Linked DNA regions of Homo sapiens: region 1 is linked to region 2. The links are chromatin contacts, found by Hi-C in ENCODE. All regions are on one chromosome and are shown on one strand. Each heading gives the region's core, a stretch centred on a gene start or an enhancer-like site at or near the end of the contact. The rest is flanking DNA. Distances are from core to core; before and after follow the strand shown.

What was found. Hi-C counts contacts between places; a loop is a spot of excess contacts on that map. Pooled maps may share reads with other maps.
Region 1: a loop to region 2 is called in a map of CD8-positive, alpha-beta T cell, with 23 times the contacts of the local background. The contact joins the promoter of SCN11A here to the promoter of DLEC1 in region 2. A Hi-C loop is called at or near these places in 4 of 168 maps with a recorded cell type or tissue (B cell, CD8-positive, alpha-beta T cell and naive thymus-derived CD4-positive, alpha-beta T cell), 2 of 37 single-sample maps with no recorded cell type and 17 of 50 pooled maps.

The regions. Positions count from the first base shown.
Region 1 is chr3:39,049,998-39,057,324 of GRCh38, forward strand. SCN11A (sodium voltage-gated channel alpha subunit 11) reads right to left here and starts at 1,947. Exons shown (of 30, transcript NM_001349253.2): 1 at 1,864-1,947. WDR48 (WD repeat domain 48) reads left to right here and starts at 2,019. Exons shown (of 19, transcript NM_020839.4): 1 at 2,019-2,076. The coding sequence starts at 2,029. RefSeq lists enhancers at 1,180-2,052, 1,723-1,812, 1,823-1,872, 1,893-2,082 and a silencer at 2,123-2,222.
Region 2 is chr3:38,035,029-38,042,330 of GRCh38, forward strand. DLEC1 (DLEC1 cilia and flagella associated protein) reads left to right here and starts at 4,180. Exons shown (of 37, transcript NM_007335.4): 1 at 4,180-4,608. The coding sequence starts at 4,198. RefSeq lists enhancers at 4,245-4,454, 4,745-4,974.

The sequences.
Region 1 (7,327 bases), core at 697-3,196, 1.0 Mb after region 2:
GTACCAGTATATTGTCCAGAGCAACATACCTGTATTGTATTTTGCACATCATAGGTGCTCAATAGACACTTAAGCAATTTTTAAAATACAGACATATTATTTCCCTACCTGTATTTCAACAGCTTCCCATTGGTCTAAAAGATCCTGCTGGGTATGGCCTCTGCATACTCCTTTCACTTCTCTGTACTCTAAGCCTTGACTCTCAGTTCCTGTAATGTTCCATGCTCTCTCCTGCTACAAGACCTTTGCTCAGACTGTTCCCTCTCCTTGCCTAGTTAACTCTTGACTCAAGATACTTCCTGTCTTACAATCATCTTTCTTCATAGTACTTATCTCTGTATTAATTCCTGTCTCATCCTGGGACTCTAAGTTCTATGACTATGTGCACTCACCACTGATTCCCCAACACCTAATATAGTGCCTGGCATATATGATATGCTAAATAATATTTTGTTAAATGAATGAATACATGAATCAGTGAATGAATAAGCCTGTAATGATGCAGTAATTTACCTATAAGTTATCACTGCCAGTTTTGCTTAAGAAGCTTTCTGCCATCACAATTTTTACTCATCTAATTCACATTTCTTTATTAATTTAAGAAGTATTTGTCAAGACAACTTTTCTAAGCATTACTTATATACTAGCACTATGCAACAGAAATTTGTGACCACATATGTAATTTTAAATATTCTAATATCCATGACAAAATTAATAAATTTTATTTAGCCTAATATACCCCCAAACATCATTTCAACATGAAATCAATACAAAAAATTATTAATGAGATATTTTACATTCTTTTCTTCAAACTAGTCTTTGAAATTTGGGGGTAGTTTACAATTACATATCTCAACTGGAACTAGCTATATTTCAAGTGCTCAAGAGCCACAAATGACTAGCAGATACATCATATGCTATATCCCACAGTGTAGTTCTATAGGATTCACTTTCACTAGAGAGGGTCTGATCACCCTCAGCTCTTATAATTAGTGGTCAGGAAAACCACCTTAAGTCAAACCTAACTGTTCCAGTATAAGAGATGATTTAAACTAGAATTGTCTCTGGGAACAATTTTAGCTGGTGTACCGTTTTCGCCTTCCTATAACATCTTTTTGTCTTGTTTTTTTTTTTTAAACTTTTAAGTTCAGGGGTACAAGTGCAGGTTTGTTATATAGGTAAACTTGTGTCACGGGTGTTTGTTGTACAGGCTATTTTGTCACCCAGGTATTAAGCCTAGTACCCATTAGTTATTTTTCCTGATCCTCGCCCTCCTCCCACCCTCCACCCTCCGAAAGGCCCCAGTGTGTGTTGTCCCCCTCTTTTGTGTCCATGTGTTCTCATCATTTAGCTCCCACTTATAAGTGAGAACGTGCGGTATTTGGTTTTCTGTTCCTTTGTTAGTTTGCTTAAGGATAAGGGCCTCCAGCTCCATCATGTCCCTACAAAGGACATGATCTCGTTCTTTTATGGCCCCACTTTTTATCCTTTTAATTTAAACGGATTCTTTGCTCCCCCTGAAGATGGAGGCCACCTCCTTTGCAAGGACTTCTATCTCTCCCCCTTTGAGGCCACGACATAATTCTCCGCATTTTTAGGTACTTAACAGTAAATCACTTGGTTCACTTGGTTCTCCTGCCTGCCTAGGAAAGGTCAGGAGATGGTCCAGCGCCATGTCTAGCACTGTTAATTCTTTCAGTGCTTTCGTTTTGCTTGGGCCTCTCGGGGAGGGCGCGGAAAAGAGCGCAAGCCAGGGTCTAGGACCACACAAGTGAATTCGTGTTGCTCCCTCAGCCCTGAAAAGTGGCTCTCTCCCCATCAGCATTATACTTGCACAGTGGTTTTGTTTTTAGGTGCATCTACCTCATCACATGGCTACCGGCCACACAGCAACTAACAGCACCGAGGAAACACAACAGCCTGTTTACCTTCAGCCCCGCCACTAACCCTTGGCCAAAGGGAAAGGGGCAGGACATCCTCCCGCTCTGAGCCACCTCCGGAAGTGACGTCGGAGTGTCAACATGCAAGATGGCGGCCCATCACCGGCAGAACACAGCAGGGCGGAGGAAAGTGCAGGTATGGAAGCCCGGTTCCTCGGTCTTCCGGACGCGGCCGGCAGCTCCGGGCCCACTCCAGCTAGAAGGTGCCCGGCGCCACGACCAGCTGGGGTAGCGGCATGGGGCGAACGGGGCGGGGCGCGGCCGGCCACGAGGGGTGGGGCCGCGGCGCTAACGGCTTGAGGAAGGGGCGGGGGTCGGCTTGCTTGGCCCTTGGGGCCCAGGCCCGGGACCCTCGTGGGCGGCATTCTGAGCCCGGGATTGCTTGTCGCCGCTCTTCTGTAGGAGTGGACTTGCGGGGTCGGGATAGGCTCGTTCCCCGCCCACTTGCCTCCCCCTTGCCCTGTCTTTCTTCGAAGCGCTCTGCCCTCGCTGCGTCGGAGCCGAGGCCTCCAGGGGTTTCCCAGGGGGGTGGGCGTTGGAGGAGTGAGCGGCTTGTGCGGGGGCGTGGCGAGGCGGCGGAGCGCCAACGGCCCTGCGGGGTTTCTGCTGAGGATTCCGCACTTGGGAGCCCCCAGCCCTCTCTTATGTGGGAGCTGTCCCCTGGGTAGGTTTAAGTGACATAAGAATGTGCGTGGGGAAATTATAATTTTAATTGTTTTGGTATTTAAGTTCCTCTTCACCATTTCTTCATCTTAAGTGTGCATCGCTGAATCTGTCTTTATTGTTTGTGTAATTTATTGTCCATGTGGTAAAGAGTTGTCTAATCTTACCGTGTGTGTCTTGTGCCTTATGCCTTTGTGAATTCACTTTTGTTTGCGGTTACGCTTAAGAGTTACTGCCACTTCGGGGAACATCACACACCGGGGCCTGTCGGGGGCTGGGGGCGCTAGGGGAGGGATAGCATTAGGAGAAATACCTAATGTAAATGACGAGTTGATGGGTACAGCAAACCAGCATGGCACACGTATACCTATGTAACAAACCTGCACGTTGTGCACATATATCCTAGAACTTAAAGTATAATAATAATATTAAAAAATAGTTATTGCCACTTAATATTTTCAGTGATGCAGGGAATAAAAGCCCTCTTACAGGTGTTTGCCTGCAGGTATATTGTATGTGGTAGTGGCAGTTTGGTGCATTTATTCATTAAACATTTACCTAGCACTTAGGGTGGCCCCCAAAGGGGAAAAGGGATTGAAAGGGTGTAGAAATAATTAACACCTAGGCTTTCTTTATAAAACACAGCATTATATGGAGTTCTGCGGGTTGAAATCAAGTGTCAGATAAAGGTAGTTAGATGAAGGGGTCCTTCAGTAAGGTAATCCCAGCAGAAGGTGGTAGGCCATAAAGTCTTCTGATTAGTTCACATCTTGGTTTTATTGATCTCACTGATCAGTACAGTGTCTTAAGCACTCACTGGATGTTTGTTGAAATGAGTGAAATTAATAAGTCTAAACTCACCCTATTAGGTGTTTTTCAGTGCATTAGTGATAGGATTTAAGTATCACCAGCATCCAAGGCAGGTAGTGAGAATGTCTCCTTGGGACTGAAATATAACTCAAAAAGTAACCCGATTGTATTATAGACTCTATGGTGGTGTACATCTTAGGAGAGTAAGGGTAGTTAATCAGGCCTTTCAGTTTATTGCATTAAGACTTAAAACTCCTATTACTGCAGTGTGTTCCCTGCTTGCTTCCTTCCCAGGCCTGCCCACTCCCAAAATGCATGCAATAAAGTATATATATTTTAAAAAGACTTACAAGGCAATTGTACTAGTATGGGATGGAGAAAATGTAAATTAACTGCAGCAGGTTTGGAAAAACAGTGTTCCAATAGGCTGAATGTGAGCCAGTGCACGTAGAATGAGGCAGGTGATAGATAATTCCACTTTTCACTGGTCAAAGTACAAAATTAGAGTTTGGTGTTCAGCACTTAGGACCTTGTTCTTCATAGGTAGCAATCAGATTGGTGAACTGACTTGAAATTATTTCCTATGAAGAACTTTTGAAAGAGCTGTCTTAGATTAACCTGCTGAAGAGAAGATTCAGGGAACTTTCGGAATTTGTCCCTAAGGTATAGAAGCAGCCTGAGAAGCCACAGGGATTGATTTCATCTGAACCATCATTGTCTATGAGGTGTTTTTTAAACTAATGCGTGTTCATTGTAAAAATCCCAACAAACAAAAACATAAATTAGAGTTGCCCTCCATGCTTCCAAGAAAGCTACTGCGGGCAATGTCATGTTTTAATCCTAGACCAGAGTTTATCAACCTGAACATTCTTGAAATTTCATCTGGATAATTCTTCGCTGTGTCTGAGGGAGGGAGCTGTCCTATGCATCACAGGTTCTTTGGCATCATCCCTGGCTTCTACCAACTAGATGTAGTAGCATCTCCCCAGTTGTGACAACTAAAAATGTCTCCAGACATTTTCAAATGTCCCCTCAAGGGCAAAATTGCCGCTGGTTGAGAACCGCTGTTCTATACCTCTTGCTGTTTGTGTACCTGACTTAACATATTTTTTTGCTATAAATGGAGCCATAGTATTCACTGTTTTGTGTCTTGCTTTGTCAAATTTTTAAATAAACATTCCCTTTAGCCCAGAATTCCTTATCTAAAAATATATTCTACAAAATTGCATATGCATGTATCTGTCCCTACTTATGCAAGGGTGTTGTGTGAAGCCATTCTTGAATTGCTATAAAGAAATACCTGAGACTGGCTCATTTATAAAGAAAAGAGGCATAATTGGCTCATAGTTCTGCAGGCTTTACAGGAAATATGGTGCTAGGATCTGCTCGTCTTCCAGGGAGGCCTCAAAGAGAGAGAGAGTCAAAAAAGCAAGTCAACATGGCATATTCCCATTTCCACAAAGGAAATATGCATTTTAAAAGTCAGGAAGGGTAATAGCAGTGATTATCCCTTTGGGAATAGATTGTGTGATTATAGATAAGACAGGACATGGGATATCTTTTAGTTTGAAATATGCACAACTTTGTATTTTTGAACTTTTTACCACATTATTTGCTCTTATACATCAAAAAGAAAACTTCTCATCTTGGAAAAAGCATACATGGGTACTTGGAGTAAATATACTTTGTCTCCTGACTGTCTCAGACCACGAGACAGTAGCCCTGAGCTCCTTGTCAAGTTGTAGGCCAAGACAAACCCTTGAGACTTAAAAATATTGCTAAATAATCAGTGGAGGCCAGGCGTGGTGGCTCATGCCTGTAATCCCAGCACTTTGGGAGGCCAAGGTGGGCAGATCACTTGAGGTCAGGAGTTCGAGACCAGCCTGGCCAACATGGCGAAATCCCGTCTCTACTAAAAATATAAAAATTGCCGGCATGGTGGCGCATGCCTGTAATCCCAGGTACTTGGGAGGCTGAGACAGGGGAATCGCTTGAACCCAGGAGGCGGAGGTTGCAGTGGGCCGAGATTGTACCAGTGCACTCCAGCCTGGGTGACAGAGCGAGACTCCATCTCAAAAATAAAATAAAATGATACTTAAAATCAGTGGAGAGGGGTCCAAACATACTGCATATTAATTGTAGACATAATTTTAAATGAGTCCATGTCCTACCATCTTCAACTTCTAGGAAAACTAGAGATACGAGGGAAGAGGGATGGATTTGTGACTGTCAGAAACATAATCAAATATGTGAATTCAGATACATGATGTAGCATTTTCTCTGGTAACCAGGATATCAAAGCAAGTCTTTTCCATCCTTAGCAGTCCCTTGGTGGTATGATTTTCCAGCAACCTGAGTCTGTTGATTGGCTCTCTGTGCCTCCATTTTTCCTCCTGTTATGGCCTCTTCCTTCAGTGCTTCACAGTGCTTGGGGAAAAAAAATACTTCGCTTAACTTGCTGCCACTTCTAGTTAAGCTCTTTCCCCAGCTAAATGCCAAGAGGACTTTTGTGCTCACTACCGTATCCTCAGCATTTAGAATAGTGCCAGGCAACAAGTGGGTGCCTAGTTAATATTCGTTGAAAGAATTAAATCCATTTTCCTCTATTTTTCTATAGCCAGACATTTTAAATTTTTTCTCTGTACTTTAATGGATGCAGATAACAAGTTTTTAAGGTGACATGTCTTGAAACATATCAGCATATATAGTTTTCGTTCTTTAATGACCACATAGAATGGATGTACCATAATTTGTCTAGCCATTTCCTTATTGAAGATATTGCTTTGATTTTTTTTCCATCATACTATAATTTGCTTTGAAAAAACCTCCAGTTATAAAATAGTAAAGGAAGTGTTACAAAAATAAATGAAAGGACAAAGATAGATAATACAGAATGCATAAAAGATGAGGGATCAGTTTGAAAGTTCCAGTATCTGACTCATTTGAGTTCAAGAAAGAGCAAAGAAAACAGAGATGATGATTAATAATGGATACAAGAAAATTTCCCGGAGCTTAAGTGCCGCAAATTTCTAGATCGAAGGGGCTTTCTAAATGCACAGAAAAACTAATGATAGAAAAAACAAACAAGAAATGTCACAACACCAAGGAAAAAGAGAAAATCCTGAAAGCTTAGGGAAGGAGATGACGAGGGAGTGGAGGAAAGAATGAAAATAGGATCCCTTTAAAGCTGTATGAAACAGAATGGCATTGAAATCAGTGGCAACATTGGATGCTAGAGGAACTTACAGCAATGCTTTCAAGAGCTGAGAGAATTGCTAAATCAAGTGTAAATGTGGAGGAAAGACCTTTTCAGGCATGCAAGGACTAAGTTGCCAACCCATGTGCCTTTTCTTATATTACTTTCTTAAGGTATTGGGGATGTATTTCAGCAAAACTATGGAGTGAACAAAGAAAGAAGGAGGCATTAGAATTCAGGAAACAATGGCTGTAACCCAGAAAAGCAGTAAAGGAAAACACCAAAGGTGACAGCTGTGCCAGCAGATCTAGAGGGCAGTCAGCCTAGATTGTAATGAGAAGAAGGAGGGTTTGGAGGGGGAAGCCTTCTGAGAAAATAAAGGGGTGGGGGTGAGTTCTGTGGTACAGCAATTAAAATTGAAATTAAAGTGGAGAAAACCATTGAAGAAGGAAAAATTAAAACTCTAGGGAAAACAAAAAGCTCTTTGAGGAAGGAAATGTATTCATAATATAGTACTTAGTAGATAGCCTTACAGTCACAACAATATAGCACGGATTATTTGTTCAATTAAAAATAGGGATGTATCTATATTAGAAGAGTAGAGGGAGGAGATATTGAGGGTAGTTTCAGAACTACATCCTAATCTACAGTAGCATGAGTAAATCGATAATGTCTAAAATGGATGAGCCAAAAAGTTATAGGATAAGCACAATATTTA
Region 2 (7,302 bases), core at 2,930-5,429:
GGGATTATATTCTGGTATAATCTTTTTGGAGGGCATTTTGGCAGTATCTCAGCTATTAAAATGTGCACACCTTTGGCCAAGCACTTCTATGATATTATCCCACAGAAACATTGTACGGCTATGCAAAGTATGCACAAACATGAACAAGGTTGCTCATTACAGCATTATTTATAGGAGCAAAAAAGAAAAAAGTAGTTCTCCATGAGTTGCCATAGGACATAATAAGTGAAAAATACAAATGGCAGGACAATATCCATGTATAACATTATTTCACTTGTGTTATTAATTTTTTTTTTTTTTTGAGACAGAGTCAAACTCTGTCACCTAGGCTGTAGTGCAGTGGCGCTATCTCAGCTCACTACAACCTCTGCCTCCCGGGTTCAAGCAATTCTTGTGTCTCAGCTTCCCAAGTAGCTGGGATTATAGGCATGTGACACCATGCGTGGCTAATTTTTGTATTTTTAGTAGTGACAGTGTTCATCATGTTGGCCAGGCTGGTCTTGGACTCCTGGCCTCAAGCAATCCACCTGCTCATCCTTCTAAAGTGCTGGGATTACAGGCATAAGCCACCATGCACGGCCTGTTTTTAAATAATTTTTTAAATGTCTTGACAGATAACAGTGTTCGTGCAGGCAGAAAAAACAGCTGAAAGTAAGCAGAAATATTCTAATAATTTGGGGGAAAGGACTGAGAAGAAGACACTTCCTTTTTATTATTTATGTACTATTTGAATTTGTTTTTATACACAGGTGTCCAAACTTTTGGCTTCCCTGGACCACACTAGAAGAAGAATTGTCTTGGGCCACACATCAAATACGCTAACACTAACAGCGATAAGCTTAAAAAAAAAAAGGTCCATGCATAATGTTCATTATATACATCACCACAGATAAGCAAAAATTTCTTTGCAATCAAAAAGTTGGACATCTGACTGGGCGCAGTGGCTCACGCCTGTAATCCCAACACTTTGGGAGGCTGAGGCGGGCAGATCATGAGGTCAGGAGTTCAAGACCAGCCTGGCCAACATGGTGAAACCCTGTCTCTACTAAAAATACAAAAATTAGCCGGGCGTGGTGGCACATGGCTGTAATCCCAGCTACTCAGGAGGCTGAGGCAGGAGAATCGCTTGAACCTGAGAGGGGGAGGTTGCGGTGAGCCAAGATTGCAATACTGCACTCCAGCCTGGGGGACAGGGCAAGACTCCAACTCAAAAAAAAAAAAAAAAAGTTGGACATCCATGAAACTATGAAATGTATTTAAAAGTTAAAAAAAAAAAAAAAAGGCCAAACGCCAGGTGCAGTGGCTCATGCCTGTAATCCCAACATTTTAGGAGGTGAAGGCAGGAGGATTGCTTGAATCCAGGTGTTTGAGACCAGCCTCGGCAACTTAGGAAGACCTTGTCTCTACAAATAATTTTAAATATTAGCTGGGCATGGTGGTGCACGACTGTGGTCGCAGCTACTCGGGAGGCTGAGGCAGGGGGATTGCCTGAGCCCAGGAGGTTGAGGCTGCAATGAGCTGTGATCATACTCCTGCACCCCAGCCTGGGTGATAGAGTGAGAGCCTGTTTCAAAAAGAAAAAAGCAGTGAAAAAAAAAATTTAAAGGCCAAAAATTTGTGTGGGAACCCAGAGATATACAAACAAACAAGAATGTAGTCAATAGAACGGGTTATAAAATGAAGACAGCAACTCACAAGGAATTCCCTTTGTGCCGATGAAGTCCCCAGGGGAGGGGAGCTGAAGAGTGGTTCCAAAAGTGACCTGAGCCCTGTTACCAGTGCAGGGTCGCAGCCATTCATTTCTCCAGTTAGCCAGGGAGCAAACAGAAATTGAATGCTGGGCATGGTAGAATCAGGGATGAATCCAGTTTATCAAGCAGAGAGATACTGGTAGAACAGGGACCCGAGGGTGGAGATAGGTGATGCACAGAAGAAATAGGGAGGCAGGGAAGAGAGTGTGTCAGTCGGAGGGAATGGGCAGCAGCACCAGAGGCTGCTGAGATGAGGACTGAGGGGGGACTGTTGCCACTGGAGAGACAGGAGGGTTGCTGGTAACCTTAGCCTGGAGCCAGAGGGGGGAGGGGTCATGCAAAGGGAGACCTCTCCCAGGCTAGTCAGACTCTGTGACTGTCTCTGAGGCTGTCTAGAGGCAGGGTGGAGAAGCCAAAAGTAATGGCAAGAGTCCATTGTCCTGTCCTTCCCTATAACAGGGAAGGGGGCCAGAGAGCCTCCACAAGCGGAACTGCTCCTAAATGACAAGACCACCCAACTGGGGCTCCATTTGCCACATTAGAGCAATGGAGGCCCCCAGACTGTTGCACCCCTCTTCCTACCCACAGCTCCTTCCTGCACCACTGGGGGCCTTGCATGCTTGTGGAAAATTGGAGAAATGCCTGTTTGCCAAAGCTCCCTCCACTTCCCTCCTCCTCCCCCCACCATAGCTACCCTTTTAAGTCAGCCCTGGGAGGATAAACTTAAAGAAGAGGCCTGCATAGGCCCTGGAATGAACTCAGGACATGTGGGCACATACTTTTGGGGTCCCATGTGCCTGGAGGCGAGGCACGGGGCACATCATCTTGGCCCTGTGATCTCTTACTCTGTGGGAAAGAGTGCGGGGGACAGCCAGAGATGGGCCTCTCAAGCACACAGTCCAGGGCAGGCGGCCCTGGCTTCTCAGCTCTCAGGACAGAAAAGGTCCTGGAAAGGACAAAAGAGAGAGCCAGGCCCAACCAAGAGAAGTAGAAGTGGAAGTAGCCCAGGTGTGTGGGCAAGCATGCTAGCACTCATCTCTGGAAGTGGGTTTCAGGATGTAAGGCAAGCAAACTCAGTGTGGAGTAGAAAGTGGTTGGTTGTATCACCTGTGAGCAAAAGCCATGGTGTGCAAATGACAACAGTCAATGTGATGTTATGCTGCTGCCCTGGACAAATGCAGTCCTCTTTTCCATCTCAGTGATGCTGTCATCACCCCCCTGATTGCACACACAGGATACCTGGGAGTCATTCTTGGTGCCTGTTTCTTACCTCCCATTATCCACCAGCAAGTCTTATCAATTCTACTTTTTGGATCTATCTCCAATCCAGTTCCCTCTCTCTCATCCAATCTCCCTTCATCTCTTTCCTAACTTCTGTGCTAGTTTCCTAACTGAACTTCCTGATGCCTCTTGCCTCTCCTGTCTATTCTCATAGCAATCAGAATGATCTTAGTAAAACAGAGCTGACCATGACATGCCCCAGCTTAAGACCCTTGATGAACCTCCTACTGCCCTCAAAATAAAGTCCAAATTCCCTATTGTGGCCTACCAACCCACTTATGATCTGGCCCTAACCTATCAGTGTCATTCCTCCACCCTCACACTCTTTAAGTTCCACTCCTCCTGAATTTCATTCCGTCCTTCCCACATTTTTAAATATTTTGTAAAGATGGGGTCTCCCTATGTTGCCCAGGCTGGTCTCAAACTCCTGGCTTCAAGTGATCCTCGTGCCTCAGCCTCCCAAAGTGTTGGGATTACAGGTGTGAGCCACCACACACACGCTCTTATTTAGGTACTTTTTTGTTTTTTGTCATTCTACTAACTGTAGTACTGCATTGTGGTTTTAATTTCCACTTCTTTGATGACTAATGATGTTCAGTCTACTCCTTCTTTGAAATCTCTGCTTGGTTTTCATTTGTTCCAAGAAGTAATCGCTCCTTCTACAGACTAAGTTCCTGTCCTCCTTTGTAGTTCCATGACAACCAATATTTATCTCCACCTTGGCCTTAACCCACTAAAGTACAGTTGTTTTACTTTTACCTCCACACCCACCGCCATCATCACAAACACACACATACACGACTGTGCACTTCCTGAAGGCAGAAGCAGCATCATACTTCTTTGGTATCTTCAGCAATCAGCACAGACCTGAAACACAATCTTTACACAATAAATATGATGAGTGAATGAACAGTTGCTTAACAAATTAAAGAATGGATGAAGGTAGGTAGTTAGGTACAAGGTTTTGCAGATAGGCCTGGCTGTGTCAATTAAACCTTTCTTCATGGGTCCTCACACTTAGTAAGCTCACTTTTAAAAGGACAATGCTGAAGACACAAATGTTTACAATGACCACAGCGATGACGGGATCCGAGAGAAAGGCAAGGCGGAAGGGGTGAGGCCGGAAGCCGAAGTGCCGCAGGGAGTTAGCGGCGTCTCGGTTGCCATGGAGACCAGGAGCTCCAAAACGCGGAGGTCTTTAGCGTCCCGGACCAACGAGTGCCAGGGGACAATGTGGGCGCCAACTTCGCCACCAGCCGGGTCCAGCAGCCCCAGCCAGCCCACCTGGAAGTCCTCCTTGTATTCCTCCCTCGCCTACTCTGAGGCCTTCCACTACAGCTTCGCAGCCCGGCCCCGCCGCCTCACGCAGCTTGCGCTGGCGCAGCGTCCCGAGCCTCAGCTGCTTCGTCTGCGCCCCTCCTCGCTGCGCACCCAAGATATCTCGCACTTGCTCACCGGCGTCTTCCGCAACTTGTACTCAGCCGAGGTCATCGGCGACGAAGTGAGCGCAAGCTTGATCAAGGCCCGCGGCAGCGAGAATGAGCGCCACGAGGAGTTCGTGGACCAGCTGCAGCAGGTAACGTGGCGGTGGCGTCGCGTCTGCGGACGGTGCCGGGGTCTCAGCGCTCGGCACGCGTCAGCACCTGCCAGGTGCCAGGCGCTGTTCCAGGATCTGGGGCTGCAGTTGAGAAACAGCCCATCATGCCGAAGTGGGCCCGACATTCTAGTGGAAGGACGCTCTATCCATACACACACATGCGCAAATACCACACATACCACACAACGTGCGGCATATATCTGTAGCACCTGTCTATATTTCTCTAGACACATACGTTATATATTGCATATATCAATGAACGACTGCGGCAGACCGCTGAATAGTTGTTCCATGGAGAGGATAAAGCCAAAAGTCACCCGGCTTTGGGGTGCCTTTGTATCACAAACCACAATCTTGACTGGGCCATTCATGCGCAGATTTTAGGAAGCGTGTCTAGCCTCTAGAACAGCAACTCTGCTTCCTCATCTGTACAAGGAGAAAACCAGCTGACTCGCGGCCTCTGTGCTGAGTCGGCCTCTGCTGGCCACACTACTGAAGACTCCCTTAAACTTGTGGGCACTCCTCCCATACCCGATCCTTTACCCCGGTGTGCTTCCTGCCTCTCAGATCTTCTTCTTCTCCTTTCTGTTCTGTCCTCTACCTGCCCCTTAAGTGACATGCATCCCACGTCGTTAGCTTCAGTCATTCCTTCACTTAACACATTTGTTGAATGTCTGCTGGGTGTCATACTCTGTTCTAGGCAGTGGGGATTCAGCAGTGAATAAAAACGCCAGTGTTCGGGCACACCCACACTCACACACGCAACCTGTCCTCTGTAGCTTTCAACCTAACTGAGGTAGATAGACATTAACAAAATGAATACCTATACAGTATGTGAGATACTTACAGGACCAGTCTCGCCGCCTCCACGGGTTATAGGCTTCTTAAAGTGCAGCCAGAGCCCCTGGCTGGGATCCTGTACTCTGTGATTCGTGGGTCACCACATTCACTCTGCTAAGACTTCAGCCTACCCAGCCAGACCTTGCCCTTGAACTTCAGACTCACATCCCTGTCATTCACATGAGCCAGAATATATGGAGCATTATAAACCTATAAACCCCATGACCAGTCACCCAGTTCACTGGATTCTATCTTCTCAGTATCTGTCCCATAAGTAGCCACTATACCAGAGTCTGAATTGGCAAATAGTGATCCCTTTTTTTGAAGAAAAAAAGTAATACATATTACAAATTTTTTTTTTTGACAGAGTCTGGCTCTGTTGCCCAGGCTGGAGTGCAGTGATGTGATCACAGCTCACTGCAGCCTTAACATCAGGGGCTCAACTGATCCTCCCTCCTCAGCATCTGGAGTAGCTAGGACCACAGGTGTGCACCAGTATGCCCAGCTTATTTATTTATTTATTTATTTATTTGAGATGGAGTCTCACTCTGTCACCCAGGCTGGAGTGCATGGCGCAATCTCAGCTCACTGCAAGCTCCACCTCCCACATTCATGCCATTCTCCTGCCTCAGCCTTCTGAGTAGCTGGCGCCTGCCACCACACCTGGCTAATTTTTTTGTATTTTTAGTAGAGACAGGGTTTCACTGTGTTAGCCAGGATGGTCTCGATCTCCTGACCTCGTGATCTGCCCACCTTGGCCTCCCAAAGTGTTGGGATTACAGGCATGAGCCACCACATCTGGCCTAAATTTTTATTTTTTAAAAATTGTGAGATGGGGTCCCACTATGTTGCCCAGGCTGGTCTCAAATTTCTGGCCTCAATTGATCCTTCCACCTCAGCCTCTCCAGATGCCGGTATTACAGGTGTGAGCCACTGTGCCTGGCCCACATTATAAAAATCTTAATTTAGAAGCTGAAATTTAATTTAAACATTTGAAGTTTTAAAATTGCAGAAATTTCAGAATGCAGAAAAGTTTAAAGAGTGATCCCCTATAGAAATACAACTATGCGGCCGGGCGTGGTGGCTCACGCCTATAATCCCAGCACTTTGGGAGGCCGAGGCGGGCAGATCACGAGGTCAGAAGTTTGAGTCCAGTCTGACCAACATAGTGAAACCCTGTCTGTACTAAAAATACCAAAAATTAGCCGGGCGTGGTGGTGTGTGACTGTAATCCCAGGTACTCGGGAGGCTGAGACAGGAGAATTGCATGAACCCAGGAGGCGGAGGTTGCAATGAGCCAAGACTGCACCACTGCACTCCAGCCTGGGCGACAGAACGAGACTCCGTTTCAAAAAAAAAAAAAAAAAAAGAAATACAACTATGCAAAGATAAGTTGACTTTATAAATTATGGTATATTCACACTATGGAATACTACAAAGTTGTTAAAAAGAATGAATTATACCTGCATTGTAGACAAACACAGCTGCCATTTATTTATTTATTTATTTTTTTGAGGCAGAGTCTCGCTCTGTTGCCCAGTCTGGAGTGCAGTGCCACGATCTTGGCTCACTACAACTTCCGTCTCCTGGGTTCAAGCGATTCTCCTGCCTCAGCCTCCTGAGTAGCTGGGATTACAGACATGCACCACCATGCCTGGCTAATTTTTGTATTTTTAGTAGAGATGGGGTTTCACCATGTTGGCCAGGCTGGTCTCCAACTCCTGACCTCAAGTGATCTGCCCGCCTCAGCATCCCAAAGTGCTAGGATTACAAGAGTGTGCCACTGCGCCTGGCCCGCCATTTATTAATTTAGCAAAAAAGCCATAGAACAAT